Linked DNA regions of Homo sapiens: regions 2, 3, 4, 5 and 6 are each linked to region 1. Evidence: read pairs that join two places in POLR2A ChIA-PET (ENCODE). Cell type or tissue: MCF 10A. All regions are shown on one strand. Region 1 overlaps EFNA5 (ephrin A5). Region 2 overlaps EFNA5 (ephrin A5). Region 3 overlaps EFNA5 (ephrin A5). Region 4 overlaps EFNA5 (ephrin A5). Region 5 overlaps EFNA5 (ephrin A5). Region 6 overlaps EFNA5 (ephrin A5).

What was found. ChIA-PET counts read pairs that join two places held together with the same protein. Peaks named below come from ENCODE experiments on the same cell type or tissue, not always from the same donor. Only the 100,000 strongest peaks of a DNase experiment are listed, where the experiment ranks them.
Region 2: POLR2A ChIA-PET joins it to region 1 with 31 read pairs; 10 of 35 experiments call an interaction of 5 or more read pairs at or near these places.
Region 3: POLR2A ChIA-PET joins it to region 1 with 43 read pairs; 7 of 35 experiments call an interaction of 5 or more read pairs at or near these places.
Region 4: POLR2A ChIA-PET joins it to region 1 with 29 read pairs; 3 of 35 experiments call an interaction of 5 or more read pairs at or near these places.
Region 5: POLR2A ChIA-PET joins it to region 1 with 44 read pairs; 8 of 35 experiments call an interaction of 5 or more read pairs at or near these places.
Region 6: POLR2A ChIA-PET joins it to region 1 with 24 read pairs; 9 of 35 experiments call an interaction of 5 or more read pairs at or near these places.

What each region holds. Positions count from the first base shown.
Region 1 is chr5:107,570,426-107,574,425 of GRCh38, reverse strand. All of the region lies in intron 1 of EFNA5 (ephrin A5), which reads left to right. Among named protein-coding and RNA genes, the nearest start is that of EFNA5, 99 kb to the left of the region's middle. RefSeq lists enhancers at 1-611, 2,084-2,378, 2,389-2,538, 3,109-3,388, 2,999-3,710. In MCF 10A, a CTCF peak has its summit at 2,209 (motif pointing right); DNase peaks (open chromatin) are centred at 2,235, 2,605 and 3,085.
Region 2 is chr5:107,663,944-107,667,943 of GRCh38, reverse strand. All of the region lies in intron 1 of EFNA5 (ephrin A5), which reads left to right. Among named protein-coding and RNA genes, the nearest start is that of EFNA5, 5.0 kb to the left of the region's middle. In MCF 10A, no CTCF peak of the experiment used is centred here; a DNase peak (open chromatin) is centred at 1,553.
Region 3 is chr5:107,454,767-107,458,766 of GRCh38, reverse strand. The region is part of intron 1 of EFNA5 (ephrin A5); the gene reads left to right. Among named protein-coding and RNA genes, the nearest start is that of EFNA5, 210 kb to the left of the region's middle. In MCF 10A, no CTCF peak of the experiment used is centred here; DNase peaks (open chromatin) are centred at 2,166 and 2,286.
Region 4 is chr5:107,386,296-107,390,295 of GRCh38, reverse strand. It overlaps EFNA5 (ephrin A5), which reads left to right. Exons shown (of 5, transcript NM_001962.3): 3 at 2,525-2,590; 4 at 2,981-3,061. Among named protein-coding and RNA genes, the nearest start is that of EFNA5, 280 kb to the left of the region's middle. In MCF 10A, no CTCF peak of the experiment used is centred here; DNase peaks (open chromatin) are centred at 1,015 and 1,945.
Region 5 is chr5:107,468,196-107,472,195 of GRCh38, reverse strand. All of the region lies in intron 1 of EFNA5 (ephrin A5), which reads left to right. Among named protein-coding and RNA genes, the nearest start is that of EFNA5, 200 kb to the left of the region's middle. In MCF 10A, no CTCF peak of the experiment used is centred here; DNase peaks (open chromatin) are centred at 1,805 and 2,475.
Region 6 is chr5:107,474,931-107,478,930 of GRCh38, reverse strand. The region is part of intron 1 of EFNA5 (ephrin A5); the gene reads left to right. Among named protein-coding and RNA genes, the nearest start is that of EFNA5, 190 kb to the left of the region's middle. In MCF 10A, no CTCF peak of the experiment used is centred here; a DNase peak (open chromatin) is centred at 1,840.

The DNA.
Region 1 (4,000 bases):
ATATTGAGTTTAATCTGAGGGGGTTTGGTATCAGTCAGAGCTTATTGAATGATTTTTTTTTTGCAAGGGAGGGCTCCTAGTATTGTTACAATATGAGAGAAAGACACTGAGTACTCCCGAAAATCAACCATTTGATTCATAAAAGTCTTCCTTGTACTCCCACTTTCCACCATTTAGTGATGTTTGAAGCCATGAGTAAAAATCCTCTGAGTTCTTCCAAATAACTCTTTTCCATCTGACTTTATTGAAGAAAGTATGAATACGTCTTAAATTCAATAAGAAAACCAATTGATAGTTATCATACTTATCCCCATACTTGAAATAAAATAGTAGTGAGCCTAAGATTCTGTTTTTCTTACAGATTATTTTGCACATATGTGCATGTGAGTATAAATATAGATGTGCATTTTGGTGCTTTAGGGTGTAATAGAACAGCTAAAATCACCCCAAGTCTTATGAGGCTCCTGCTAGCCAAGTGGTAAAGAATAAAAATCCTTACTTTTTGGTTATGAAACCTTTAGCCTCTTGTGGACACAGGGCCAAACAGATTGCAAATGTCTTGACAGCTCTATTCACAGCAGAAGCTTATTCCCAAAACTGGTGCAGATTGATTTTGTTCGTTCTAAAACTGTTCCGTTCTCCCCCTCTTATAAATAAAAATAGACCCACACACTCATTCCCAGACCTTTTGATAGGTAAGGGTTGAACTCTCTAAACCATAGCATGGAAACCCACGTAATCATGTTATTCCCTGGGATAGACATCCATAGTGCAAGCTAAAAGAAGTGGTGAATAAAAGCCGCTGTTGTATTCTGTACTATCCACATAGGATATTTTGGCAAAACAGGTCTAACACTGAATAAATATTTCTTGAACAAATAAATAAAAGAATGACTACAAACTCTCATTTTACCTGGACAGTCTTCTGCTTGCATAAGGAGCATGAAGAAACAAAACCTAAAAATTACGGCCAACAGGATTAAGTAAAGAAGCACTGAGATATCTAGCTTTGGAAAATTCTTTTAAATTCTGAAATGAGAGCATTTGTCCTTGGGGCCTATATTCCACTGGCACTTCTTACCCCCTGGTTTCATATGTAAACCAGAAAATGAAAACCAGACCCACTGACCCAAAGGAGATGAAGCATGTTTCTTTTGCCCATTATATTTCTCTGCTCACGCCTAGATGCCTTGCCTTCTCTGTCCTCTGTGTTTGAAGTTGAGAGCTGGGAACAGACATGAGATTGAGGTCCCAGGGAGAAGCCAAGTTCAGCCTGAGCTGGTGAACTCACTGAGACTAAGGGCAGATAATGTGAACTAAAGATACTCACTTATGACATTTGTGCCAGTAAGGGAAAGACCCACTGCGCCTTTACAAACAGGTTTCTTTTTGGTTGTCTTAACGGATGGCGCCTAGCTGAACGTCTTGGCAGTTTTCCTTAAGTAAGCGTCTCCAATTGATGATGATGGGAATGAGCTTAACACACAAGCCAGTATTACATAGGATTTTCTGCCAAAGACATTGAATGCACCAATTCTGAAGGGAATCATCATAAGGGACAGCGGGCTGATCTTACAAAACATCAGCATGCTTATGCAAGACCCCAACAGCAACAAAAATGACAAAGAATTAGGTGAAAAGGAAGGCAAAAGCTTGGGAAGAAACATGAAAATGTCCGTGTGAAGACATGTGTAAAAAAACAATGGAAGTGCAAAACTGATTTTAGTATTATATTTTGTTGGCAATAAATTCCATCCCGTTGTTTGAATGCATTTTGATCCTACGCTGCAGTGTCCATGTGCTAATAATTTAAATAATTACTGTTAACGTTATAGTAAACTCTAACTTCTAAAAGGGCAGTTAGTCCAGATTTTCTCCAGTAGTCAAGCACTGTATCTGTGAATGACTTAAGAATCTTTTCATGGCAGGTTCCCTTTGGCGGCCCCCTCCTCCCTAGCTTTCTAAACTTCTCACTTGCAAAGCAGCAAGCAGGTTTGTATTCATTCTTTTCAGCTTGCTTGGATTTTATCTGACTGCAGAGAACCGTGACTGGACAAAGATTGTGGTTTGGGGCGGTGACTGCTGTGACGGCACCCTTTGCTCCCATTGTGTGCTTTACAAGGGACTCGCTCTGCCAGAGCTCCTTTCTCCTTCCCCCGGTCTAAACCAGAGAGCTCCGAGGGCTGTCTGGCGCAGGACCAAGAGGCGGAGTTCAGCACCGCGGCCAGCAGGGGGCGTACTTGCCAGATAAGAACAGGTTTCTCGGTGCCAGAGTAACTCACATCACGCACGTTCTCTGCCGGGCTGTCCTTTTTAGTCAATTTGGCTCAAGATTAGACTCCAGAAGCATTTTATTTTGCCCTCTAAGGTCCCGGCCCACACCTGTATGACTGTCTGTCCACGCTGCTGTTTGCAGTTTCTTTTTGTTGTTAACAGTAGGCTCTGCTTTGCCATCCCTGCCGTCTGGTCACCTTTTACTTAGAAATTGGAGAGTGGTTTTCTTTCCCTCTCCCTGTATCACAGGTCAAGTTGAAGGGTACGGTCACCTGCAGGGAACAGGACCAAGTGTGTTCATTGAGCATTTTGCTGTTTTACATGACCTCGCCATAAAGGAGTGTCTCTACGAGAAAGGAAAAACCTGTTTCATAACGCAGTGCAGAGCTTTGTTTTCTCTCGTCAGGGTGACAGCCCTTTGGTTCCTGCCAGTGGGTATGCGACAGGAAGGTGGGGAAACTGGATCATGAAAATTCCACGGCTGGCAATTGCTCATTCTTTAGCCTTCTAGCCAGAGGATAGTGTCTGGTTCCCAGGGTGGCTCAGTACAGTATTTAATTCAGAGAGCCCAAACCTATGCCATTAGCATTTTATTCTTTAAAAAAAAAAAAAGAGGATGACCCTTGGTAATTTATAAGCAGCTTCAGCATAGTCTGGCACGAGGGGGTGATTGAGGAAGCGTTTTGTTTTTTGAAACTTGGATTCAGTGAACTTGTTGACTGGACTTTGCTGGGTAATGTTTTTCCCCGACAGCGAGCCATCTGCACAGGAAAAGTTCACAGTGCAACCCCGGGGCTTGTTACCACAATGTGGTGCTTTATGACTGGGAGCCTTTTCTTGAACGCCTGAGCCACTAGGTTCCTGTGCTCTCTGCCCCAGGTTGGATTACAAGTTGCCCCAGTGCTGGAGCAATTCCCACTCTGGCTGGGGCGGACACGGGAGCAGAAACCCCACAGCAGGTGCTGATGCTTCGGATATCTTTTTCTGTAGGCCCCTAAGCCCTCTTCCCCCACTCGCTCACAGTTCCCAACCCTTGCCGCCCTGGGCCCCATTCTTGGATTAGTTCTCAGGCAGCTGAAAATACTGATGTGCTACTTCCTGTTGAGAGAGAGAGAGAAGAGAGAGTGCACCCGTGCAACTGCAACAGGTACCCCCCAGGGAGGAATGTGAAATCACTGAGCTCAAATCTTAGATGGCTTTCAGAAGTCTGTGTAGAGTGAGTTTACTTTCGTTTGTTTTTAGCAGAAGCCCATTATTTAATGGCAGCAGGTTTGTTTTCAAGTCCCTTGGAAGTAACTTGGTGGTATTTCAGGTATATACGGATATAGAATCCAAACTCTGGTATTTATTGGTTCTTACTTTGCTCACATCAATTGGTCTGTTTAAGCCAGTCATGTGCACAATAGGGTTCCAACATTAATTTTTTTTCAGAAACTGAGATTTACTTGCTGTCCTCTTTTTCTACTATTAGAATCATTAATACCTGCCCGCCCCCACCCCCACACACACACTTTTTCATTTTAAAAGTCATCTCTAGGAGCTGTCTTTCCCAGAGCCTCATTGTTCATGAATTATATTGTGAATCCATTTGGACACCGACCAGGAAGTTGCTATAATTGCTCACATGCAAGTAAAAGCTTTCTCTGTGTATTAATTAGTTGATACAAGGGATTAAGATGATTACATGAAAGGCATTGCTACTTCCCTCTGAATAGTTAGACCAAGG
Region 2 (4,000 bases), 94 kb before region 1:
AGTATTTTAAAAATAAAAACTAACAGTTTTCCACAAACAATAGTAAGAAAATATTTCAGAAAATTTCCACGGGTTTAGTAAATTTTATAAATTCACTGTTGTGCAATTCCTTTTCCTGTATGTTATTTCATAAAGTAAGCTAGCCATGCTTTGTGTCTTTATATAGAACCTATCTGTTAAAATTTTGCTAAACTAGTAAGACTTCAATCTTTTGAAAAAAGAATAGAGGACTTTAATTGCAACTTAAATAATTTTTTTTATTTTTCCCTCAGAATATAATATGTTCAGTGGGCACGTTAAACTGATGATAATGTACACTGTGTCTAAACGAAGTAAATCTACTTTAGCTTATACTAACAGATTCAATTTGAAATTATGTTTAGGTAAAATCAGAATTAAATGTATCTTGATCACAGGGATTAAGTACAGTATCTTACTGTGTAACTTGTGTCACTTGTGTATCTGGTAGGAGTTTATCTTCTACATGGAGTTTCATTACTGCCTCTCCATTGATAAATGAGCATCTATAGATGTAGTTTCACGGGAAAAAATATTAAATTTATTTGCTGTCAGAATAGTTTTACTGTTACAATCTATGTACCCAGGTATTCACTTCTGAGAAGTGGATACTGAGTTTTCAAATGCTGATAACTTTTAGTTGGTAGTATTTATTGGATAGGGGACCAAACTGATTTTTTTATGTGTTGAATTGGCACAAATTTGTGAAATAGCCACTCAGAACTATCAGTTTGAATAGAAATATATGATAACATTTGCCTAAATAGATCTTCTATATTTCCAAAATTTGAAAACTTGTATAAGTTTTACCTAAAAGTGTAAATAATCAAATCATCCTTTTAATATTATTCTGAATTCTAAACTGGAATGTCACCAAGTAACTTTGAGTAATGAAAATCCACATCAAGAAGAATATAACTATTTGTCCTTAATTTCTTTAAGAATGTAAAAAGCTTTTAAATAAAGTTAAAAAGACTTCCAGTAATAAAAGTTTATTTACATTCTCCTTTAGTAGCTATGCTTATAAAGAGAGTCATAATACTAAGAACATGCCTCTTCATCTGAAGTATGCCATAAGCAGTTTGGTGCTTCTAATAAGAATATACTTTTAAACATCATGTGCGTATTCTAAGTTCTTCTTGGATTATTTTGACTATTTGCTGAAATGATATTAGGGTAATTAAACATATCTCCTACTGGTTGGCATTATTGATGCAATAGTCAAATAATACAGCAGCAAATATGACCAACACACTTTTAGGAATACCAGTCGTCCTCAACCTGGTGCTTTGCTTCTGTTAAGGTTTGAGTATCATCAATTTAAAAGGTTATACTCTTAAGAGGAAAATATCTGTGTAAGTCATGAAGGATTTACTAAACTTTAACCTAATCATGTTTTCTTTGGACTTTTTCAATTCTTGTAGGGACTTGTATATTAAACATTTCATATTAGAGTAGCAGGTAATTGACACCTTTTAGTTTTGTTAACACGTAATCTTGGAGTTGTGAAAGTAATGTGAATTCTAGGTCAACACTCCCAAGTCCTCTGGCAGTACAGGTCAAATGTATGTGGCTAAGAAGAGAGAAGTAGTAACATTTTTTTTTTCCTAATCATATTCCCTTGAGTATTTTTCTTCTTTCAAAATTTAGTTGCTCCATTTAAAAAAAATCTGAGCCATCATCATTTTGACATATGTATACCAGTATGCCGGCACTGTGACCTTTTCACTGACAAGTAAATGAAATCAGCATGGTTTAAATCTAAGAATTTGTTGTGAGTAAAGATTGAAAGTTTATCTTGGTCTTGAATGAGTTTCATCACAAAACTTAGATTGTCCTTACTTTTGAAATTTTAAATATTTTAAGTAATATTTTGTATGTTAGAAACATAAATGTTTTTCAAGTAAAAGGCATTAACTTTAAGCCTCAGTGTAACGTATCACATTATTAGATGTATTGGTAGTAATTTTGTTACTCTGAAATTTAGATCAGAATTTATGCAAGTACCAGGCTAAAAATAAGGCAGTATGATTGAGGTTTATAACCCATGTTTTTATGCTTATATGTTTATAAGAGACGTGAATTGACCCTCCCCCCTTTTTAATCTAGAAATTTGTAAAAGAGAAGTATGATTCCTGTTTTTTGGTGAGTTTTCCATAGAATTTTGAAAAGCAGAGTTAGCTACTAAGATATGTTCTACCTATTTGATTCATTATTTTATATATTCACAATAAACTATCAGAAATACTCAACTGTCTGATTTTTAGATGATAGGAACATTAGAGCTATTTGAGGCAGATTTGGCTATACAGTCTAATTTGGCATTTTCAGGGTAAGACCAAGGTCAGTAAACTACTAGTGATTAAAAGTATCAGAGTCTTCAGTAGTTTATTACTCTCTGTTAGGTGATTTTAGTGGTAATAACTAAACCATCAGCTCACTGAACTAATATCTTGTTGTCATGTGTGTTGTGGCTGACAGTAGCTTCAGAAGCTTCCACCTTTGAAGGCTGAGGATCAGGTTTGGAGGGAACACTTAGTTACTTGGGTGCAAATTAACCTTGTGAATTTCTTGCCATTTAATCTTGCAGAATACCTTCTGAACAGGCATTTCACTGCATTCTGTCCACTGGCCTGGTTTCCTGTTGGATAAGGACATAAAGATGGGCGCCTCCTTTTCTCCCCTGTTGCTATGAACCAAGCAAGCTACCAGCTTCACGCTGGGCCAAGAAAATGAATGAATACAATTAGTCCTTCAGGAGTTCTGGCCTTTGCTAGCTTGGGATAAGTATATGCCAGAAAATTTACCTTTGAGAGAGAGAAAGCATTAAAATAAAAATGAACAAAATATGAGAATATGTTAAGAATAGAATTTTACATGTTGGGTAGCATTTGGTCTAGTGGCTTATTGGTTTGTGTTTTCAATATAAATTTAAAAATTTTTTATAAGATACCACTCAACCTTCCTCATTTTTGTGCATGTGTTGAATAACTTCGGTAGCAATAAAGACTTAAAAAGCTGTGATATTTTGTTTGAAATAATGAACGACTCTGTGTTGACGATTCTATATTATCAATTTTCTTTTCAGAAGCAGTATACAAACTGTTAAAATAGCATTCCGGATTAGAATATCCATGTTGCAAAGGAAGCCTCAATTTCCCTAAGCACAGTGAGGAAGGTCCTTGCCTCTTACCCAGGACAACTCAGTCAGATCCGCTTTCTGAACTGAGGAAAAAAATTGCCCTTTGATCATTTGTGATGGATAACACCTTCATTTTCAGGTATAAAATCCTCAAAGAGGAGTATAAGAAATGAGGTATTAATATTCACTTTTAATAATTTGTCTTACGATGGTGGTCTTAGACAGCCAAACATCAATAAATTACTGTCTCTTTTAAGGGCCTGATTTATATTATCAAATTTATATTTTAGTCTGCTTTTCAACCTATGTCCTGAGCTGTTTTGTAGAAAAGTTTCTTGTGATTAATGTGAACTTCCAGTGCTTCTGAATAGGATATTACTCACTACTAGGAGATTTATTTCCTCTTAAATTTGTCTGCATTTATGTTTTCAAAATTTAGTCAGTCATAAAGGAGCACAATGACACAGGACCATCTAGCTTAAAATTAAAAATTAATCAAGTTTTTTCTGACTACAACTATTTTGCATGATCTTGAGTAAAATCATTCCTAATATCTTCATATTCTTGATAGTACTTTTTATTGTACTCTCTAAAGGATTTATTGTAAACTGAAATCCGTGTGCTATTTTCTAATTGAAAAATTTGAGTGGATGCAAATTCTTGTTTTTGAGGCTTCTGAATATAATTTTCAAACAGTAAACCATATAGTTCAATGAAAACATTATTTTAAAATATTGAAAACTCTTATTTAGGCTAGCTAGTTGCTGAGAGACAGTAGTGTACCACAGTGATGGTTAGCTCAGCTTTCATTCAGGTAGAATTCTATCATTTTCAATAAGG
Region 3 (4,000 bases), 120 kb after region 1:
GTTACTGTAACAATTGTTTTAAATGGTGTTGTGAGATAGACAGCGGTTCAATGCATAGTTTCCCTTACGATTTAAGCAAATAATTGAGGATACCCATACGGAGGTTTTCAGCACTCTGTTTTCTGTATCACAATTTTTTTTTATAATGATGTACTAGTTTATAACTGCAGTTTATTGTCTCACGACTTCCAAAAAGGCTTTAGCACTCCAGGTTCCAGGCACCTTGTTTCTCACCTTTGTACCTTTTGGTTTCCTCATGCTGCCCATCCTATCTAGAGTGCCTCTGCCAATTGTAGATAACTCCTGCTCAAACTTTGACTCGGGTAAGCCTTTTCTTATCTCCAAGGCTATATTTGGGATCCCACCTTTACATCTCAAAATGTAATTACAAGTTTATGGGTCTGTCCCCCTGACCAGGCCGAAATCTTTGAGGAAAGGAATTATTTTCTATTCATCCTTGTACCCCACAGTCCAAGGTGATACATAGCACATAGTTAAAGCTCAGGGAAGGTGTTTGAATGACTGATTAAAGGCATATCAGATGAAACTGTTCAAATAATTATAACAACTGTAAAAACTGTAAAGAGGTCAGAGAAAACAAATATATCAAAAGTAGTATCTTACTCTCATTGAGCATTACATTTAGCTCTGACTGGTAGCCAAGCCCAACAATAAATATGATATGATCAACGTATAGTAGAAAATAGTGTGGTTTAGAGGGAACAGCATGGGATTTGGAAGAGGAGATAAGGGGACTTGAATCTTGGTGCCACTATAGAAACCTTGAACACGTTCTAAAATCTCTCTTTGTCTGTTACTACATCTGCAAAATGAAAATAACAACACCCACTTCTTAGAGTTGTTTTAAGGAGCAAACGAATTAACATATGTGAAGTGAACATAGTTGCTGCTCCTATGTGAAGCAATTCAGAGGATCACTATGTTTTTGTTGTTGCTGTTTTGTTTTAAATTAGTAGAACAATTGTGTGTTTATAGAAATTGAGCAGATAGTACAGAGCATTCCCATATTCTCTCTCCTGCTCACACTTTTCCTTATTATTAGCTATTTTTTTAAACTAGGTAACTTATTCAAATAACATGGTAAAGTAAATACAGTCGGCCCTCCTTATACATGGGTGCCACATCCATGGACTCAACCAACCTTGGATTGAAAATATTTGAAATAAAAAGTGTCTGTACTGAGCATGTACAGACTTTTTTCTTGCCATTATTCTCTAAACAATACAGTATAACAATGATTTACATATTTTTACATTGTATTAGGTATCATAAGAAATCTAGAGATGATTTAAAGCATACAGGAGAATGTGCATAGGTTATATGCAAATGCGATGCCTTTTTATATCAGGGACTTAAGCATTCATGGATATTGGTACTGTGGGAGGTCCTAGACCTTCAGAGGCTGAGTCAAGGATCTAGAGTGCCTTCATCAGGCTAGAGACTATTCCTACCACCTCTATGGAGTGCAGTATTAACACGAACTTTCTTTTGGAGAACTTTAGATCATAACAGGTCAGCAATGAATGTTAAAGCAAAAAACATTGTGCGAGTTGTATATTAACAGCATTTGGAATTTTAAATTCACACACTTTACATCTGTTAAAAATGACAAAAGGGGCCTTTCAATTAGAGTTAAGTGGGCCACTGAGGCTGTTCATTGGTAGGTTGACTGGAGGGCCTGTGACCCTGTGGGCCCAGCTAATCTTGGGCAAAGAGGAAAGAGGTACAGAGTTTGACCTGCAAGAAGAGACTCCTCCCCACTAAGAACACAACAGTAAGCGTGAAGGGAAGCAGTGTACACTAGCAGAACAACTGTGCTAAGGGTCAGAATGAACATTCAGGGTTGTGCAGATTCTTGGGATGCATTTTGACTAGATAAGTAGCATAGCATTTATAAAGGAAATGGGCTTACAGACCCCAAACATCAGATTTCCTTCCCCAAATTTCTTCTATGGCCATATTGAACAAGGGGGCAAGCTAGACCAGAGAGCTCATCTGGACAGGAGGTGAGCATTAGAGATGCAAAAGGGTATAGATCAGCCCCATCTAAAGCAGCAGCAAAGCCAGATGATTTGCTGGGACAAGTGTGGTTTGTTCAACTAGTGTAGAGACATGCCCCAACCACTGGCACAGTTGCAACAGCACTTGGTTTCAAAACATCTCTCTTAAAAGGGAATGTTTTTCAGCTCTCTAGAGGCTTAGCAAGATCTGAAAAGATTTTGCTGCTGTTTGCTGGCTTCTACACATGCCACTTTTTACACCTTTACCTAGATAGATGGAAAGCACTGTAGCCCACTTGCTTTGCATGTTTGAACAAGCCTGCATGGATAGATGACAGTGCATGAACAGCTGGCTTCTTCAAGAGCTGATCTGCACCACCCTAACATTACCTAAACAATCATTACTTACTTTTTTTCTTCCTTCAGTGCTTAAGCAAGTTTCAGCATGTTAAAAGAGAGAGCTGTGGGAAATGGCCTAGAGCTCTGGGATAAAAATATAAATCACACCCTAGTTAGCTTAGGTTAAATTAACTTTAGATTGATATATATGGACACCTCCTTTTAGGAGCTAAGCCACCACCCCATCACCCCAGAGCTCTTAATTAGCCCTCTCCATGTGGAATATGGACCTGTAACCATTCACCAGGTTCCTAATTCTTTTTCAATTAAGAGTTCTAAGTTAAGAGACAATTAATATCTTTAACATTGTATTAATGTCTGTCAAAGCTAAAACTGTTAATCAAACAACAGCAGAGTATGAAGCATTTCTAGGTAGTGGATGGCATTTTCCTGCAGGAAGCACTCAAAATCAGAAGTTTGGCTGCACCCAGTCAGGGCAGCTGTGCATTAAAGTTGTTCTCAACATATGCTAATGCTAACTGGACCAAAGTGTTAGTTTTATAGTTCATTATGAGGCTTGTGAAAAAGAATAATTCACACTGAGTAAAGTGGAAAGAATTATCCATAACCAGGTTGCAACAATAAACTTTAAGAGCAAAGAAAGAGACATTCTGGGTGCCTCATGTCTGTGCATTGTCCTAAGGAGATGAAATAAGAGAGGTTAAAGACAAGAATGAGGAATTTTTTGCTGTTGTTCTAATCTGGTGCAGTATTTTAGGTAATTTATTTGATAAAGGCAACACTCACTTCTGAAGGTCTTCTTCCCTCAACTGAAGATTTGCAAAGGAAAATGCTGGGTGGACTTGATCACCAGCTACTCTTGAGTTTCCAGTGTGGCTGGTTAGTAATTCCTTATCCCACAAAGAATTTTAAAAATGTGCCAGCTTAAGGAGGTCAGAGGCTAAAGCATGGAGGTGTTTAATGTGCATTTTTTTCTATCTCACTAATAGACTGTTGACATGGGTCTTTTGTGAACTCCCTGGCTAACTAAATATATTCATGATCCGAGTGAAGAGGGGGAGTAGAGAATGCTCACGTTTCAGGATGTAAGGTTTTGTTTAATTTCAGTCAATCATTTGTTGATGGCAAGTACACCAGATGAAATGCATCCTCTGAAGGAGCTCTGAGATCTTTGGGTCTGTGTATATAAATCATTTGCCTGCCATGACACCACATCCAACAAACCTCGTTGACACTGACAGGGACCAGATGTGTAAGGCCATGGAAAAGACGTTAGGTTTTGACATCAGCTGACTGACAGTTACATTTGGAGGCACCAGTTGAGGGTTTGAGATTTTGTTGAGTCCAGCAGGTAGATGGAAATCTGCATTTAGTGTTATCACATGCCTTTAAACACTTAGCTGAAGATAAAACCACCTCTGTTCATGGAATGGAGCTTAAAATAACCCAGTTTCAACTCTTCAGACCTAAAAGCTTCCTTCCCTCTCTACTTGCTCTTGCTCTTGTTCCCTCTCATTCTCTCATAGCCACAGTGGAAAGAAAGTTTAAGTAAAAATACAATTTACAAAAGATTTATACATTTTTTTCTGAAATGTATTCTTCCTCATTCCCTCCCTGCC
Region 4 (4,000 bases), 180 kb after region 1:
TGGGGTGACAGAACCTTGAGCATAACATAGAGGAAAGCCACACTTTAACTTTATTAAACGTTACATTTAAAAAATGGAGTTTTGCTACTACATGGAAAACGTTTTCATCTTTTTGGATTTTTTTGTTTGTTTGTTTTTCAAGGTGTTAAATAAGAAACCCAAGTTATACTGACCTAGTAAGGCACACTTCTCAGGTTGGCTGTAAGGGTTAGGAGTTTACTCCTTGAGCTCAGGCCAGTGATGCAGTGATGATCGAGTGAATCCATGGCATGCAATCTGTGTTGTGTACTCACATATCACATTGTGTGCTAATATTCTTTGTTCACAAATTTTTCTAAGGATTAGAGTATAATAGTCACAGTATCACAAGGCATCAGTCACATTTCCTGGTGACAGAAAATGAGGAAGTAGTGGGGCAGGTTGTTAGGGAAGAGAGGTTTTTATTTTATGTGTCATTTAAATACAAATGTATTTCATATTTTTAATTCACAGAAGTATGGAGCACATCCAGTAGCTAAGACTGTGTCCCTCCTTGAGAGCTCATGGAGAGAACTCTCCAGTTTTTTCCTGGAGGCGTATCGTTTGCTGTTTAGTTATTGCCATGTGCCCTACAATAATTTTCATGTCCTGGATTTATTTCTCCTAAAGAAAAATCTGAAAGACCTGTACTAAATCCAAGAAGCTCCTCGCTAAACCAATTAAGCATTTGATTCTGTCTTCAGCCTGTTTATCTAGCAGTATCATCTGTAAAGTCAGTTATGTGCATGTAGCAAATCAAGTTCACAAGGCTTGAAGTGAGTTCATCTCAGCTCAGAAATTCATTGAACAGCAGTGTGAACATCCATGTGTCACTTTTTTCACACTAACTCTCATGAATAAGACATATACTCCCTCAGGAACCCGTGGTTTTCCTAATGAATTGGAGTCACCTATGTGTACTGTATTTGTGACATGCACATTTGCAGTTGAGGTCCACAGGAAGGACACCATTTCCTGGATCAAACCGCAGAGTGCAAATATTGTGCCCTAAATAACACACTAGTTACTGTAAATGTCAGTAGAGGGAGTTTTTCTGGCTATGATTTAATGAAAGCCTACAGCAAAGCCAGCTGTTAGCACTTCTTAACTGCTTGTCAGAGCAACCAGGGGAGATAGGGAGGACCAAAAACACTTTTTCTCTACACTTTTGTTTTAAAATTAAAGTAGTTTTCAACAGGTGTTGAATAGGGACACTGGGGACCCTATACTACTTGACATTATTTAGTTGGTGAATTTAGAAGTTCTCCTCCAGGAGGGTTACTTGGATCTAGAATTACATAAGGAGACTGTGTAAAATTTGTTTGGAAGTTTGTATATTGAATCCTCTCACCTGCAAAAGAAGCATTTTTGTGTTCTCAGCTCCCCATGAGGAATAATTTAAAAATAAAAATAAAGGAGAGAGAAGACACACCAAATGCCGATCCCTCTTTGTCACTTTGGGTATTGCCAAACTAATTGTAAGCCATGTGTGATTTGATTGATGTCATCTGCTTTTTCTGAACAAAGAAACCACTTGAAGCAAACACATAGGGAGGAAAGTATGCGACGCTCGTTTCTGTAATTTTTGTCATTTCTAGGATGCATTAGTAAATACATGTGGTTGTTAAGGGCCTTACTGCCCTTGGAAATTCCTTTGACATTTTGCTGTGTGTACACAGGGGAGATAATCTTTCAACCATAGGGAAAGTTTACAGTCTTATTATCTTGAAAAGGAGAAGAAAGTTTCTTCCTCAAGTGATTTATAACTTGAAACATGCTGTCATGTTTTGGTAAGCCCACTTTATTAATTCCATCCTTCTCTGTGGCAAATTGAAAAAAAAAATACATGTACCGTTGCAACATAGTACTTTCTCAATAGCATATTGTACTTATAATAGCATGATGGAAGTTACCGGGCTTGGGTTAGTCATATAGAATGCAGAGCCAAGTTCTGAGTAAAACCTCTAATTGAATTACCTGCAAAAGCACTGACAGACAAGCTTTCAGTACAGACAAAGCTCTGCTTTCCCCAGCAGAAATAGGTCACGTTTAAGTCTGCCTTGTAACTCTCTGTTATTGGTTTTTGCCGGCACTTTCACCTTGGGCCTCTGTTGGGCCCCTTTTCCTGCAGCAGAGGAGGAGCGGCTCTGTGAAAGCTGGAGGGCTCACACATTATCCTCTCGATTTAGAGAAAATTGATAACAGATCAAGTTAAATGGAAGAGACTTTGAAATAAAAATCCAAAGTATTTCTTCACAGATTACTCACATTCTTGCATGATTCTTTTATTGTATTGAAAAGAGAAACTCAGGATATGAAAGTAGCCTTTCTATAGCAGTGAGACCTGAAAAGTACTGTTTGTTTTAATTTGGAGGAGGAATTAGAGAAAGTTCCTGTTGTTCAAGTCAGGAAAGAATTTATTGTTCATCATTTGTATGTGAAAATGAAGAGTAATATGTTGTTGTTCTCTTCTTTCTTTCCTGCTCTCTCTCTGTGTTACCCACAGCCTCTGCAATCCCAGATAATGGAAGAAGGTCCTGTCTAAAGCTCAAAGTCTTTGTGAGACCAACAAGTAAGTTCACTAGAATGAGCTTCAGAGGGTGGCTTCACCGCGCATGCTTTATTGTGTGGTCTGGTTCACGGCGGTAAAACTTTTTTTTACTGTTAAATCTTGTGTGGTATCTGTTTTGTATATCAACATTCATATTTTAGTTTTCATCATATTTTTTCTCATTCTTCATGATGCTTTTACTTAAGTACACAGCAGTTGCTAACTTGTTGTTTCTTAGACTGTTGTACATGCAGAGCAAATGGGAACAATATTGGCATTTGGAACATGCCATTGATTGTAAGACAATCTACATAAAAAAAGAAAAAAAGGAGAGAAAGAAAAAAGAAAGAAATGGGAGTTTAAGGGTGTCTTCACTAACATATTTGGCTGTTATCTCTATTTTTGTTATAGATAGCTGTATGAAAACTATAGGTGTTCATGATCGTGTTTTCGATGTTAACGACAAAGTAGAAAATTCATTAGAACCAGCAGGTTAGTATGCTTAGAGAATCTCTTTTAACAAATGCATCTATTTCTCTGGTGCTTCCGTATTTTTTTCCTTTCTTCTTCTCTGCATGTTTGCATGTTATAGTTGTTGTTCTGCTTTTGCTCATTGCTAGCGATGCTAATATGACTTATATTCTACCTCATTCCTCCAGTATCTTTGTGCAATGCATGTTAGGTAAAATAAAATTTTCTTTTTTGGAATGGGTTTGAGCTAATGCAGTATCCTAATATAGAAGCCCCATCGGAATGCTAAAATCTCACTGCCTTTTACCATATCCTCAGAGCATGCTGGTGAATCACTGTGAATATTAAAGGATCTGTTTTCATGTAAGACACAAAACATTTCTATGTATATGTTCATAAAATTTTATTTTTTATGTCCAAATCTGTAGATAAAAGTAATAAGACTATTGCACAAAATAGAAACTAATTCAACATACTTAGTTTTCTCTAGAAATTTACATGCATCATTGAACTGACCTAAGGAACTTTATTTTATTTAAATATTTTTGCTATTGTCAATAGTAATTGGTCTGGAGAAGTATAATCACATTGCCACCACAAATTCGCACATCTCTTGTGCCACAAATGTACCAGTAGCCTGTTGAGCCAAATGTGATCCTTGATTACCGAGGCAAAATAAGTTTTAAGGATAAATAAAACTTTTCTACGATTGACTTCCACACTCCTAATGTTTCCCATAACTAAAGAAAAATAAAACCTACCAAAGCACTCGTTGAGGCATTAGTCTGTCGCATACTATGGATAATAAGAACCTGTAAATATCCATTCGGTTATCAATTCAGTCTGGCCATTTAATAAAACTAGATTAACTGAGAGGAGTGGTCGCCCTCTACCAACTGCTTATGGAGGGGTGTGCCTGGAGGCCCTGTGTGTTTCCTTCCTCTGTGGTGTCCTCTTCTC
Region 5 (4,000 bases), 100 kb after region 1:
AAATTAGCCCCCAAGCATTGTAGAGAATGGATTTGTCTTTATTTCCTTTAATATCCACATTTACTCTTGTTTTTCTGGAATAATAAATTATTCAATCAAACTTTATATTTTGTGTGTATGGCTTTGTGCATGTGTTTTCTGTGAATATCTATAGCTTTTCAGAACTTGTGTATATCACTGCAGACTTAAGGCTATTTGCACTCTTTGAAACAATATAGCAGTTATTTCTAAAACGTATGGACATGGATATAACTTATTAAATGTTAAAAGAAACAATAGATAAATCTTCAACTACATGTAAGAACTACTACATATGTAATATCACTGTCTTTATTATCCCCTATAGCTACAACACCAAGCTATGAAGGAGAATACTGTATTCTTTGATGTTTAAATTCTTTTTTCATTAGTTACCATTCACATGTGGATGGATCACCAAATACATCTTTTCAGCTGTTGTAAATAATCACAATCCATGGTCCAGCCATCACTAAGCAACATGGCCTTGCCCTACCCATAATTTACAAGTGGATTCACCTATTAGTAGAAGTAGTTCATTATCGGTTATCCAGGCTACATTATTCAGTTGGAGGATTAATGTTTCTATCATCAACTGACTAGCATGAATTTGTAGACCATGTGCCCCAAAATGAAGGATAAAGACAAGATAGTGACATGATCCTTATCAATGCCAAGGAATATAAAATGTTACTGGGACCATGTCTCAGATTTAGAAAAAATAATCTCTGTAACTGCACACATTAAGTGTAATAATATCCTCAGTCCTGTGCAGTCTCAGAAAGGGAAGAGATCTTGGTGGGCTATGAAGGTAATGAAAGCTTAACAGAACTTAACCACTGAAGAAAGCCCAGTGGAGGAGTGAGGGAATTGGAGGCAAAAAGGGGGAATCAACAGAGGCCTGAAGGTAGGAGTTTGCACAGCAGGTGAGAAGACCAGGTTACAGAAGAGTCCTGGGAATTGAGGCTGGATAGGTTCCATGCTACCAAAATATGGGGAGTGCGAAGGACCAAGCACAAATTAGAATTGATTTTACAGAATAGGGAGTCACTGGGGTTCCTAACCTGGGAAAGCCTGATGAATTGGGAGGCGATAAGGAGACAAGTGAGACCAGCTAGAAGGTAATTATACTAATTGCATGAGTGACAATAGTATTGCATGAGCCTGCGGTATTAAAATGGGTTCTGAGAGATCTGAGAAGGATATCAAGAAAGAAATCATCAGAACTTAGTAGATGGGTTTTTCTTGAAGAAAAGAGATAAAAAAGACATCTTACTCCTGATTTCGTGTATTTTTATTTTTAATTTTTTTTAGAGATAAGGTCTTGCTATTTTGCCTAGGCTGGTCTCGAACTCCTGGGCTCAAGTGATTCTCCTGCCTCCGCCTTGTCCTGATTTCATTTCATCATTCTTGTGGACATGTCCACCACAAAGTACAGAATAGAGAAGTGAAATTTCAAAAAGTTTAGTTTATCCATTATCAGCAATGTTAATCTTTAAAATATTAAAGGGGAGAAGAATTTATGAATTGTTGAAGGAGTGCCGAAATTGAGAATTGATATAGAATTTAGAGGCACATTTTAAAATTCCCATCTATGCATCATTAGGAGAAAACTTCAGCAACTGACTGATTCTATCAGCTTCTCTGTTTAGTCCTCCAATTTTAATCAAATAAGACTGACACAGACATTAATGGTTTCACTGCTATTATACCATTCTCTCTGGTCAAGTCTCAATGCTGCCATGCATATGATAATTGGAGATTAGTCATTTCCTTGGATATACTTCATCATCCTCAGAAGCCGTATAATAACAATTGGGTGTCATTTGCTTTGGGTCCAGCTTGGAGGCTTAAAATAGCATCTCTGGCTATTCAGATAAGCCCTATCAGGATCTGAGTGCTGTATGGTAGCCCCAGAAGCAGCAAGTTAGTGTTCCCAGGACCCTCACTGTTGCCATTTTTTGGGACTAAAAGCAGATGGCAAGAGAATGCCAGATTTGGCACTTACAGGGTTATTACAGCAAAGGAGCGGCTCTCCAGCTGTAGGTGTGTATGTGAGTTTCAGAGCCCCTCCTAATGAATTTTAGACTGAGAATCTCATTCTCCTGGAACTATCTATCACTTGAGAATCAGAGTAATTATTTCCTATTGCCCTTTGTGGAATACAGTTATAATTGCATTACTGTTAACGGTGTTCGCATTAACACTTAATTGTTAATGTCCTCCTAATTTGGAGGAAATCATCACCTCTTCATATTTCATTGCTAGAAAGAGTTGTTAAAGAGAATAATTTGAAGCTTCCAAATGGAGAAACAAGAAATGATGCTAGAATTCAGAGGTGGAATTTGTGGGATGACTTCTCTTTCTGGTATTTGTGTGTGCATGTTTGTTTTCTTTTAAGGTATTATACGTCTACTTCCTTTTGAGATTAAGCCACAATGCACAGTCATTCACTGGAAAGTAACAGGGATTCTTGTGATGTGGAAACAGCTCTTGGGTGCGTGGTAAAAAAAAAAAATAAAGGGGGGGCAGTAACTTCTCTCATAGTTGACATCCTGTTTGAGTGTTGAAAGACACATTAACAAGAAAAGAAAGACACCACTGTGGCAAGGTCAGTCAGAAGGTGGTGGGCTACAGGCCTTGACTTTCAGATGATTGTTAACTTCTTCCTTTACAATATACTGAACTGCCTGTTGTTAACAACCAAGCCATTCCTTGGCTTAGCTCCGCAGCAGGAAACTGAAATATTTTGAGAAGTCTTTATTCAGGCTTGCAAAAAAAAATAAAAGAAAGAGGAAATACCAAAATTAGATCAATCTTTGAATCTATTAAGGGGAATATTGTTTAGGGCATTTGAGGATCTATTTTCTTATGAATGTAGGATGGGCAAGTCTGTACCACTGGTTTGGTACTTTCTTAGGGGCCTGAAAGTGTAACTGCAGTTGAGGAGCGCAGGGAACAGCTTCATGGATGCTGGGCTGGGGTAGTCACATGGGACCCAGTGTTCAAAAGGGCCTGGTGTTTGGTTGAATGTTGTGCTGCTACCATCTTGAAATTCTTAATAATGTTTTAACAAGGGGCCCCACATTTTTATTTTGCACTGGATCCTGCAAATTCAAAATGCTAAGCACTTAGTTGGTCCTGCTAAACATTCATTGGTGGTTGTGGCAGAATGTGGTTTAAATTTTACCAGGTGTGCTAGAATCTATATTCTCCTCCATCACCCATAAGTAATTAAATTCTGTGCTCCTATCAACACATAAACTGGTTTGACAACAACATTTCAGACTTGTTCTTTTTAAAAAATGTCATTTAGTGAAGCAGCTGTATTTCCTTAATGCTTACATGATGCCAAATAACCTGTATGGCCTATTTTTTTTTTCCTTTTCAATTGTTTATTTCTACATCACATGTAGCTGATGGGTCCTTGTTAAGAAAACACAAAGAATTAATTAATGAGTTTAATTTCATGAGTTTTAATGTAAGCTTTCAACCAAAAGAACTGTGAAAGCTGGTAGAGTGCCAACATTGGTGAGGTTTTAACTCTTGCACACCCAGGAACACATTCCTTAATTTCTAAGGGTGTGATTCTTTAGTCCTGGAAGATTTCAAAAGCACCTCCAGGCTAGGAGTGCCTCCTTCTAAGGACAGTCACCTGGCACCATTCAGTTCAGAATGGACGTTTCAATGATTGCTGCTAGCAGAGCTTGATTTCTTATCAAGTTATGCACTGTCAAGTGAGGAACTGCACCATTCATTTTATTTTGCTCTCTGACTCATTAGCTTTATTTCTTATAAACACCCTTCCCTTCCAAGCACAATCTAAAAATTTCTGTCATTAAAAGCAATTTTGTTTTTCCTGCCTAAGGGTGACTATTTCCAAGAAAATATGTGCATTTTGACAATGTGATTCTTGCCTATTTAAAGCTACAAGTATAATTTCTTTTTTATTGGGTGATAAACTTTCCTTCTGACAAAACAA
Region 6 (4,000 bases), 95 kb after region 1:
AGGTTAGCAGTGCTTAATTGTATGTTTTTGGAGCAGGCTTAGAGAAGTATAAAAACTTCCATAAATAAAACGAAAAGTTTCATTTTAGTAAGCAGACTAATGAAATATGAACCTATCTAATGACAATGGTAAATAGAAGCATGAAAATAATCATTTTACAAAAATAATTAGATACTACAGGATTTCTATTGGTTCCAGAAGTAAACTCAGGTGACCTTGTCCTATTTATTAAGACCAATGAGCTCCACTTGGTACGTTTCTTCCTTTGCCCCTGCTACTTCTCCGTACTTTTTACATGCTGTCTAGAAGTTTTCAACTTTCATGCTGTATATTTTTTCCTGTCTGACTTTTATGACTTCCCCCATAAAATGTATTCGTTGTCTGAGTCTCACAAATCCTAAACTACTTAATGGCTATGGCTGCATCCATTATGCTGCACTGTGTGTTTGCGTGTGTGCTCTCCCGACATCTGTGTAGATATCTTCTGAAATTTACAAAACCTTTGTAACTAATCCCATAGGTTAACCGGAGTAGGGGCAGTATTTGTTGTTGCTAATTACACAGTGGAAGCCTTTGGGAAATAGGCCCTTTGTTAATGATAAATTTGAGCAAGCAACTAAACATTCCTGAATAATGCTGAGAATATTACTCGCCTAGGTCTTTATGACTATGGATCTCTTGCCTGCCTCCTCTTTCTCCGTAGAAGTCTGGCCACTGTGCCTGATATGCATATTAATTGCTGGATCAGGAGGAGAAGCAGGGAGCTTCCTTTGGCAACAGGGTGTAACACAAACAGCTGAGTAATGAGGTACATGTGGATTATTAGGTATGACATAATGAGTAGCATTTCTATCATGGCATTATATATCTGTCAGGGTTTTTGGTCAGGCTTTTTCCTTCCTAGGGTTTAAAAACCCTGCTCATGTATTTCGGTGGTTATCACTAAAAATGGCCAGAAATCCCACTGCTACCAATCAGTTATGCTACCTCTAAATATCAGCCTCTGATTGATAGCTTGTTAAAGTGAGTTTCAAAACCAAGGGGAACTCTCTTTAGAGGAGGTATGTATTTGATTTAGGGTATATTGATTTGCATAATTTAGCAAATAAAGTACTATATAGTTAAAGGTCTGGAGACATTTACTTTTACCTAACTTAAAAAAAATAATATATTGTGGCCTAGATTAGTCACATAAGAGCCACCCTGTAAAAAGGAAACAGTGCAGGTAGAAGTTAGTCAAGAGAACACAATAGCCACACCTTGAGAAACCTTTCACCTGTGGCTTAGTTATTACTATCAGGTTACCCAAAAGAAAGAAGGGTTATATAGAGAAATAAAAAAGATTTATAACATGTATCCCCAAAAGACACCTGAAAAATAAGAGAATAGGATAAATGTAATTGCCAGAGATCCTTTTACAGTTATAAATTAATGTAGACAATTTTCTAGAGCAGTAATACCTCATGTAAGAAAGCCCTTTGCCAATATGTATTTTCTGCTTGTTTTAAATCACATATGCGACTTTGGTTCTAGATTTGTACCTTTAAACAGTCCAGAAAGATAAGAGTTTCTGCAGATATTATTCTATTGATTGCTTAATTCAAAAGATTATAAATTACTTCATCTGTTTTAGTGGAAGAGAAAGTCTTACATAGGTACATAAATATCTATATGTTAATATTATGATTAGTATCTCTTATCTACACATTGACCTATTCCTTATGTTTCTCCGTAGCTTCTTACCAAGACATTTTTTTTCTCTCTTGATAAGCCAGTAACCTCCCTTTTGAAACTGTGTGATGTTTCTCTTTTTGTTTTGGTTACTAGGAGGCTCAGCTGGCTTTCGTGTTGAGTTGCCACACAGCCTTTCCTGTTCATTGTCACAGACCCAGCAGCACCTAGCACATAGTGATACAAATGCTCAGCAAATAGACACTAAATCAGCAAATGTGTGACTTGAAATAGTTTTTCATTATGACTGATTTCCTGTCCACTTTATGTCTGGCTTTTTTGTTTTTAAGCTATATAAGGTGTAATGATTTCATTCTGTCTGATTCTGATTTGTGAACCACATCAAATCATTTCATCAAGGAGTCAGGGTATAGTATAACCTGAAAGGAATATGCCTCTGTTTTATACACTGTGACAACACAGTTTGGATGTTCCTGTGAGAGAGAGAGAGAGAGAGAGAGAGAAAGAGAAAAAATAAACATTTTAAGGGCAGCTAAATGGACTAAGAATAAAGCATTTCTGTAGGGACTTCAAATCAGAGAGTCCTGATACATAAAATTACAGGTATTGGACTTCATAGAAAGCTAATGAAATGTTTCTCCCCAAATTCTGTCAGATATCCCTATTGAACTGGTCATTTTCATTTGTTTTATATTTAATGAAACCAGAGGGAGAAACAGCAGGAATAGAAGGGTCTGTTTTGAAACTCTAAACAAGCCACCTGATGATTTTGTTTATCACTTGAACAGCTCTGGGTTCTTGTTTTGAAAATACAGATGTGTAAAGGTTTACATAGTTCCATTCTAAGTATAATATACTCTATTTTGCTCTCAAGAATATAGTTCTTGACTGGGCACAGTGGCTCACTCCTGTAATCCCAGCACTTTGGGAGGCTGAGGTGGGTGGATCACCTGAGGTCAGGAGTTCAAGACCAGCCTGGCCAACATTGTGAAACCGAATCTCTACTAAAAACACAAAAAATTAGCTGGGCGTGGTGGCAGGTGCCTGTAACCCCAGCTACTCGGGAGGCTGAGGCAGGAGAATTGCTTGAACTTGGGAGGCGGAGGTTGCAGTGAGCCGAGATCGCGCCATTACACTCCAGCCTGAGCAACAAGAGCAAGACTCTGTCTCAAAAAAAAAAAATATATATATAGTTTAAAAACTCTCAAGCCACCTTGGTATCTTCCATCTCATGTTTTATAGATGTTCAAACTGTACCATTTCAAACAGGTGCCGTGCTGTGAAAAACATGAACACAGTTTGAAATTCACTCTTGTAAAATATTTTGATATTAGCATTTTTAAAGGATCTGGGAAGTGTTGATATTCATTAACAACATCTCATTGCTCCAGAAACAGTTCAGCCTGGGTATTTTGAGGCTGAAGTCATGTCATCTCAGGTAGAACAACACAAAGGGCTTGCACTTTGGGGTAGTTCTCGTGAGAAATATGTAATCAGATTGTGGATACCCTAGACAAATCTTCTGTCTTAAGATGTATAAGTCTTATGCAGGGTAAGAATGTTGCTGACATAGTCCTTGAACAGCCTTCAAAATTATACTGGCTTTTCAGGCTCTGTTCCCCTTTAGCAATGCAGCAGATTGAAATAACTTCTGAAGCACTTTGAAAATATTGTGCTACTGAAAGCCTTAGAATCTCTTGACATTTTTCTCCCAGGATCCTCACCAGATCCTTTGACGTGGACAGTGGTGGCATTTTGTTTCTCTTGAGTTTCTTGAAAAGTTCATATAAACCACCATTCTCTCCCAAAACCTTTTGCAGTTTTCTGTGCTACATTTTCATAGGACATTACTGAACACTACAAACCATCTGCCGTTTCACACTTTGCTAGCTGAGGTCAGTGATACTGATAGCTGGGTAAGTGTGAAGTATGTGAAATGATTAGCCATCTCACAAGGGTGGGGTTGCACCAGTACCTGTTTGAAAAGCTCTTGTATGTTAATCCACAAAGACAAATTAATTATTAACATTTAATATCGTATAACTTACAGGGAGAAAAAAGGATTGTTTATTCACTGTGCTACTGTGACACCTTTGTTCAACAGGGAGCGTGTTACAAATGCCACAAGTAGTAACTTGAGGATACATCCTTTAACAGCTTATTAGTAGTCATTTCCCAGTCAAGTAAACATCTTAGCTCAGAAGTTTGTTTAGTAAAGCACAGTCATATTGTGGAAGCAGGAAGTAACCTCACATTGCACAAACACTGTCTTAACAGTGGGACAGAAACTTTTCTAATGACAATGATT